2 separate regions of the Homo sapiens genome follow, and region 2 is linked to region 1. The links are chromatin contacts, found by Hi-C or POLR2A ChIA-PET in ENCODE. All regions are on one chromosome and are shown on one strand. Each heading gives the region's core, a stretch centred on a gene start or an enhancer-like site at or near the end of the contact. The rest is flanking DNA. Distances are from core to core; before and after follow the strand shown.

Region 1 (3,835 bases), core at 533-3,032:
GCTTCTTATACAGCCCACAGAACCATGAGTCAATTAAACCTCTTTTCCTTATGAATTACCCAGACTTAGATTTTTTTTTATAGCAACACAAATGGACTAAGACAGTTACCTGCCTTCTTAATTGAAAAAATTGCTAAATTTTAGTTACAGGTTAGTGAAAACAAATAAGTGGGTCTTTCCCCATCCAAGTTTATAGAACCTTGGAATTCTATCCAAGAGCCCCTTGGGTGTCTGCAGACCTCAAAGTCAGCTCCTCTGCCAGGATGGCTTCTTTGCTACTGGCCCAAAGGACAATCACAAGAACTAAAAAGAACAGTATCACCTGTACCTTCCTGGTATATCTGCTTATAAAACCCAAATTTCACAGCTTGTCCCCAACTGGCAGGCTTCTATAGCATAAGCTTAATGGCAAGAAATGATAAAATTCATGTGAGATCTACAGCCAATGTATATTTGCTTTGTGTTTTTGCTAAAGTGACCAGATATTTCTACAACAGATAGTCATGGCTTTAGACTATTTGTCAAAATAAACTTTTAGAGTTGTCTTGACTTTGATGCCTTCTAGGCCCCTTGAGGGAAGCTGAGAAGGCAAGTACAAAAGTGGGCTAACAGCTACATAAAAATAAGCTAAGGCCCACATCAAGATGTGGTGTGAGGCTGGGCATGGTGGCTCACGCCTGCAATCCCAACACTTTGGGAGGCTGAGGCCAGGAGTTCAAGACCAGCCTTGGCAACATAGCGAGACCTGCTCCCTCAAAAAAACAAAACAAAACAAAACAAAACTGGGCATGGTGGCACACACCTGTAATTCCAGCTACTTGGGAGGCTGAGGTGGGAGGATCACCTGAGGTCAGGTGTTTGAGACCAGCCTGGCCAACATGGTGAAACCCCAGCTCTACTAAAAATACAAAAAAATTAGCCAGGCATGGTGGCATGCACCTGTAGGCAGGAGGATCGCTTGAACTCAGGAAGTGGAGGTTGCAGTGATCCGACATCATGCCACTGCACTCCAGCCTGGGTGACAGAGCAAAACTCTGTCTCCAAAAAAAGAAAAAAAAAAAAAAAGAAAGAAAAGAAATAAAGAATGAAAAGTGGCATGAGAGTAGGAGCAGAAAGAGGCAAGAAATATTTGGGCTCAGGCACCAAAATAAGCCCAGGCTAAACCAAGTTTCACAAAACTTCATCCCCCAGCCCCAAGCCTGGGGAACCACAGTGTGGGCACAGTGAACACGTTTGCAGCCACTTCCTCAGCATGAGCTGAGATACCACATAAGAAGAAATCAAAACAAAACCTACCTCTTTTTTTTTTTTGGCTTGAGGGAGCTAGTTTTATTTTAGGGGCTAAAAAGAGGAAAAGGATGTACTGATTTCCACAGTTAGGCAGTATCTGTACAGAATGTTTTAAGAAAGCAAAGAAGTTTAATAGGTGTTAGAAATAGTATGCTTTAACCTTTTCAAGTGGCATGGGTTTTAATTTTGGCATAACTTTTAAAGGAGACATTGCTATCTTTTTTTTCTTTTAATGTGTACAACTTATGCAGTAAATTATAAGGGTGTTGGCCAACACATTTTATATATATACATATATATTTGTGTAAAATATATATATGTAAATATTTTTCTGTTTTTGTTCTATTAGCTAATACATACAAAGAAGCTAGATACAAAAGCATCACTTCTAGAAAATAAAGGATACTAAACCAAAAAGATGATACAGCAGTGCTCATGCTTCCTTAGTTGTTTGTTGTTGAGTCACTTACATGGTTTTTCCAGACAAATGTCTGAGGGAACTATACCTGCTTTGATAAGGGTTGAGTCAAAAGTAGATGAAGGAACTGCTATGAATAGAAAAAAGGAAACTCAAGCTGCTGGTAAGCTTAGGAAATGTGGAAATGAGATCATATTCAGAGAACAAATTTACTTTTAGTTTTGAAATAACCCCTTCTCTGAATGGGTAAGTTCTATGTAGTCCAGCCTGTGGAAAATACTCAGTGATTAAGGGGCTGCCAGTGGCTATGGGAAATGGACTTGGTTGGCTTCTACTGGAGGTGGGGGTTTGCTGCTCCTCCTGAGAAATGGGGCTGCTAAGGAAAGGAGTCAGCTCTGCAGGTCAGGCCCACGGATTCTCAGTGTTCAATGCCATGTGCTTCACAACAGTCTGAGTGTGACATTCTCAGTGTTGCTTTTGATTTCTATGTTTCTGAGAAGCAGTTAGTCTCACATTGATCTCAGCTTGGTGGTCCCTGGGTTTAGTGGGAACTCCCCAGCCATGGTTAATACCATCCTCTGCGTCCGTGGTGACACTGGTTCATGGACTTGCCTCTTTCTTCATTCCCTTTTACAGAAGGCTGATGGTTAAAGTCCCAGCCATAATCCTACCCAGGAATATAGTTCCAAAATTTAACTATGGGAAAAACATGACCATAAGTTTCCCTAGAACTCATCTTTGCAGTGTTTTAAATGGAATTCTGGAACATTTGTGGTCTCTTGCTCCTGTGAAGAGGTTGTTTCCTGCTTTGCTTTATAGATGCCATTTCCTCCCTGGCGCATTTAAAAAACCACTGCATACAGCATTCTGGGAGCTATAGAAGGATTAAGAATGACCTTTAGCTGAGGAACGAGACAGCACAGCTACAGGAGATTCTGATCTATTTTCTTTTTACATGTACAGTGTTGCACCTCTATGGAAAGCACTGGCCAAGTTCCAAGCCAGCCTCAAGCAGACCCTAAATATTCCAAAGAAATAGCCTGCAGTCACTACAAAACTTGCCTAAAGACATGCCAGGGTAAAAACCCAGTTCAAATCTGCTAAAGGTGTCTCCCACTCAAAGGGTAGAGGGCAGGGATTTCTTTCTAAATGAGGGAACATAAGATAAGGTACACATTATGATAATACCATTTCCTACACTTGATAGTTTGAAAACCACTTTCACAATGGTTCTCTTATTTGTTTTTTGTGGGGTTTTTTTTGGCCAGGAAAGTACAGTGTACATCATTTGCTTTTTAGACATAAGGTTAATAGAACAAGAGCAATGATACAGCTAAAAGTTATACAATCAATTACATAACAGATATACTTAACAAGAGGTAAGAACTTTTTTTTTTTTTTTTGACACAGAGTCTCATGCTATCACTCAGGCTGGAGCACACTGGCGCGATCTCAGCTCACCGCACTCCACCTCCCGGGTTCAAGCGATTCTCATGTCTCAGCCTCTTGAGTAGCTGGGATTACAGGCTTGAGCCAACACACCTAGCTAATGTTTGTATCTTTAGTAGAGATGGGGTTTTACTGCGTTGCCCAGGCTGGTCGTGAACTCCTGACCTCAAGTGATCTGCCTGCCTCGGCCTCCCAAAGTGCTGGAATTACAAGTGTGAGCCACCGCTCCCAGTCAGAATATTTTTTAAAAAGTCTTTATATATGTTAGATAGTTAATACAACAGATAATGGCAATTAAGGAATGAAGCATGTTACGCAAGTAGACTTAATTTGGAAGGAAAATAAACATTTACAAAACAGCTACTATGAGCCAGGCATTGTGCAGGGATCTTGACATGCATTATTCCACTTGATCCTTACAGTAGGTTAGTAGTATTCGCTAATTTTCCAAAGAAAAAGAAAAAAACTCTAAAGTTCAAAGAACTCAGTGGTTACACTGAGGCACATGGAAATTGTACGATCTGAGAGGTGAGCCCATGTCTTGCCATTACACCACCCTACCTCATTACTTAGGATAAATGTTGCCCATGATTTCTTCTTTTTCCTTTTGATTTTACCATCCCTTCATCTGAATGTGATTACACTCATTTCACTCTTTATAGCTCCTTTCACCATCAT
Region 2 (3,835 bases), core at 481-2,980, 1.1 Mb after region 1:
ACTTAAATGACAAGATGGAATCAGTAGGCAAAGCACTAAGCAGAAGAAACAGTTCTTGTGCGAGGAGCGAGCAAAAGGAATTATTAACAATGATGGATGGAACTTGGCGACTTCCGGGAACAGCATGAAGGCCTTTGTTACCAAAATATGGTGAGTATGTGCTGATGAGGTCCCAGAGTTAGGCAAGGAGTTTCATTTTTTATTCTAAGTGCAGTTGGTATCCACTGGAAGTTTCAAGTAGAGCGTGCGTTGTGAGGGATGTAATAACAACAGGCAGTTTAAAATACAATATTGTACTTCGATTTGACTTCTTCGAAACCTAGTTTCCAATTCCAGTGCTGGTCAAACAACACCCTGGCCGTCCCTGTTTGAGCAGGCTGTTTGCGCTTGCCGCGGCTTGTTTGTCCCTGGCGCCCCGCTGTTGAAAGCCTCAGAGCGTGTGACAGTTGGCAGGCGCAGTGAGGCGCAGCCCGAGCCAAGTCAATGCAGGGGCCGGGGCTGAGGGAGGGGAAGAGGCAGAGGAGGCGGTGATGGCGCGCTGGGAGGGCGGCGGCCTCTGCAGCGAGGGTGGTGGCGATGCGCATACCGAGAGGATAAGGAAGCGGTTCCCGACGAGCCTCCTCGGGGCTTATGGGGCCCCTGGCGGTTCGGCCTCGGAGGCTAGCGGGGCTGCCCGATTTGGCACTGGAAACAATGGTGGCTCGGGGCTGGAGGCAATGGCGCGAGTGCTGGGGGGCAGGGGCGACTAGGGGAGTTTCGGTTTCTCGGGCCTAGCGCCGCGGAGCCTTGCTGCGGGCCCCAGTGGTAGCACCCCCGGGAACCGCAGGTGTTGATTTAAGGCTCGGAACAGGCGGGCCTTCTGCCCACATCCTGCGGCGCCCGCGACCCGGGCCGGGCGATCCGGCGCCGGGTTTTGTTATCCGCCCGCACCTAGAGGCCGCAAGGCAGCCGCCAGCCCCGGGACTGGACCCCAGGGCGCCCTCGGCCCTGCGAGGTCCCCGCCCTCTCTTCCGTCTCCTCCTCACCGCCCTCCTGAGGCACTCTGATGCGGGCGGGCATCTCTGCCGAAAACACCTACAGCGCCCGCTCCCTCGGTCCTTCGAGCAGTGATCCCTCCGCGGCCAACCTCCCCAGGGAAACCAGCGATTCGCGGTTCAGATAGCGACCTTCGCCCGCAGGTTCCTGCTCTGCCTTCAGACTTCGGCTTCAGTGGCACCTGCTCAGCGAGGCCTCGTCTAACCAAGCCATCCGAATTAACTACCCACTCACTCGCCATCACATCACCCCGATTTAATTCGCAGCGGGGCACTGACTTTACACTCGTGTGTCTTCTGTGTTTATTTATGGTCTGTTTCTGGAATGTCCGCTCCTGGGACTGGGACCATGATTTTCTGGCGCAGTGCGGGTGTCTCGGCGTCCGGGATCGGGCGGGTCGCAGTAGGGCTCCACATTTGTTGAGTGACTGAACACCGTTCCCGGCCGGGGAGAGCGCCGCAGCCGGGTCCACTTCAGGTAGGGGCTGGGCTTTCCCGGCCCCGCCTAGGCCCCGCCCCCAGCGCGAACCCGCTCCCACCTCGCCTGTCCACGGAGCAGCAGGGGGTTTGACTGTGCTTTTCCCTCTTGCTTCCCTCGCTCTTTCTGCAGCTGCCACGAAAACCCGGAACGGCGGAGCGGCGCCGCCCCTCGCGGCACCTCCCTGGCAGCCCTTGGAGGCCGCGCTGGGCATGCTCAGTCAGCTGGGCCGCCTCAGCTCTCGGAGTAGGAAGCTCGGGCGCTCCGGCTGTAAGGAGCCGCGGCGGGGGGAAAATGGAGCCCTTCACCAATGGTGAGTGGGCTGCCGAGGCGCCGGGACCCGGGCTCTCCGGAGCCCTGAGGGTCGTGGGCAGTCGTGACACGCGGGGTCGGGCTGCAGCCGTCTCCCCCAACACCGCGGGCTTCCCACGAGGGCTGAGGGAGGCAGGGAGAGGGGATCTGGGGGAGGCAGGGAGGTTCGGGGGGCGGGCGGCGGCCAGTGCGGGACCCGGGGCTGGCTTGAAGGTCAGCGCCGCCGCCGCTCGCCCGGGGTGCGGCCGGTGGGCAAACAGCAAAGTTTGGGCTGCTGTGCGCAGAGGAGTGGGCAGTGGGAAAGTTGGCAGCTCAGGTTTGCCCCCGGAGGAGGCGGTGTCGGCCCGACTCTCCTGTAGGAGCGTTAAGTTGTGGCAGCTGCCGAGCCCAACTTTTGTGGGGCGCCAGGAGCTGTCCCCCTGCCCTTCAGTGAGCTGCCGGCGTGACTTTTCCTAATAGGGCGGGGTGGGGGTGGGAGGCTTGGCAGGTTAATGTTGTGGAAGGAAGGGAAACTTCAGGAAAGGCTTGCTCACCTCGCTCGGTGCCGCGGAGGTGCCTGGCCACAGTGCCACCCTCCTGACCCTGCCGAGGTACTCGGCAGGGCCACCACGCATCCCCTCACTGGCTGCAGATCACATCAGTTTTTCAGTCAAAGACTTGTTAATGTCAAGGGTCCGTCACGGTGGTGATACCACTGTGTGACAGGAAGCGAGAGTCAACGCAGGGAGCCTGCACCCTGCAAACAGCCACAGCCCTTCACTGAACGGGGAGCATAAATCCCACCCTAGTTAGAACCATGGCTTTTGTGCGGACCAGAAGTGCCAGAGCCACAATATAGGGGTGAGATGTCTTACCGTTTTGCGGTGTTGAGTGTGTGGATTCCCTTTTAAGATAGAAAGTAGGAAAACTGCCAGTAAGGGAGACGACTCACTAAAAGAGGATTCAGTCTCTGGTTGACATGTTTTGCTGAGTGTGGTTGGTTACTTCAGGTACAGTATCACATTAATAGGGGCCACAGTCTATATCCCTGTTTAGTTTGTTAGTTACCACTCAAGAGCAGACAGATATTGTCCACTTTATCCCAAATCCCAGCCAGACTTTGTTGTATGCTGTGCTTCATTCATGGGGCTGTGAACTACTGATTATATTCTCCCTATTCCTAATGTAGAATGCTTTATTCTACTGCCATCTTTCTGTCTGCACTGTTTAATTAGGCTTACTGATAACAACTTTAATTCTGAATTTTCTTTCTCATTCAGGTTCTATTTGTAATTACTAAGACTTAAAGAATAGTCTGGTGAAGTTACTCGAAGAATTAAGGAAGGTTTGAGCTAAAATGAACTAGAGACCATCTAGTACTTTAGTGTAAAATATGTTTAATACAAGTCGTTAAGTCCTTGTAAGTGACTATTCCAATGTTCATTCTTTGTTTTTGGAAGAATGCTTGGAGTTACCATGTTTTTAAATGTGAAATTTCATCTAAATTAAAAAAAAAATCTCTGTGATGAGGCTGACTCACCCATTTGGTCAAGATTAGTGCTAGCTGATTTGCTGAACCTTTGCCTACAGAATTAAAGTACTTTCTCAAGTTTTAAAATTGGTGTCTTTTCTCTTATAGAATATGCTTCTAGATTGCTTCTAGATGTGGGTATTTGCAAACTGTCACATTTGGGAGGACAATGGAAAAATCCCACAGAAGAGAACAAAAAAAGAAGCAATGCTTCAACTTTCATGTAGGAAATTGGATTTCTGATTCTTTCCTATCTTTCAGAGTTGATGCTGGAGACAGCTTGGCAGTGCATAATTTTGGTTAATGTAGCAATCACTCCTTGGAGCCTTATTTAGCATCCTTTTACAAGGAAAACAGAAACGACAATATCTACAGTCAATAAGAAATTAAATGTTAGCAATTTGAAGTGCTTTTCAGGTTTAAGATGGACAGGGTATTTATTTGAAAACTTTTGAAGGATTGCTGTAGAATTTTCTAGTGTTTTCAAATGACATGGTACAG

The links. A loop is a pair of places that touch in the nucleus more often than their neighbours do. ChIA-PET counts read pairs that join two places held with the same protein, here RNA polymerase II (POLR2A). Pooled maps may share reads with other maps.
Region 2: a loop to region 1 is called in a pooled map, with 9 times the contacts of the local background. The contact joins the promoter of LNPEP here to the enhancer-like site in region 1. A Hi-C loop is called at or near these places in 10 of 50 pooled maps. POLR2A ChIA-PET finds 5 or more read pairs at or near these places in 2 of 52 experiments (PC-9 and activated T-cell).

What each region holds. Positions count from the first base shown.
Region 1 is chr5:95,868,394-95,872,228 of GRCh38, forward strand. All of the region lies in intron 1 of LOC105379091 (a long non-coding RNA gene), which reads left to right. Among named protein-coding and RNA genes, the nearest start is that of LINC01554, 18 kb to the left of the region's middle. Within about 2 kb of position 1,783, at least 7 of the 41 ENCODE cell types and tissues checked have a DNase peak (open chromatin) inside an H3K27ac peak, as active enhancers do.
Region 2 is chr5:96,934,350-96,938,184 of GRCh38, forward strand. It overlaps LNPEP (leucyl and cystinyl aminopeptidase), which reads left to right and starts at 1,731. Exons shown (of 18, transcript NM_005575.3): 1 at 1,731-1,825. The coding sequence starts at 1,807. LOC124901030 reads right to left here and starts at 1,726. Exons shown (of 1, transcript XM_047417984.1): 1 at 1-1,726. The coding sequence starts at 1,726. The coding sequence ends at 1,022. It also overlaps a transcript of ERAP1 not described here. RefSeq lists enhancers at 1-144, 205-334, 645-784, 1,085-1,394 and silencers at 415-534, 975-1,044, 1,985-2,054, 2,185-2,264.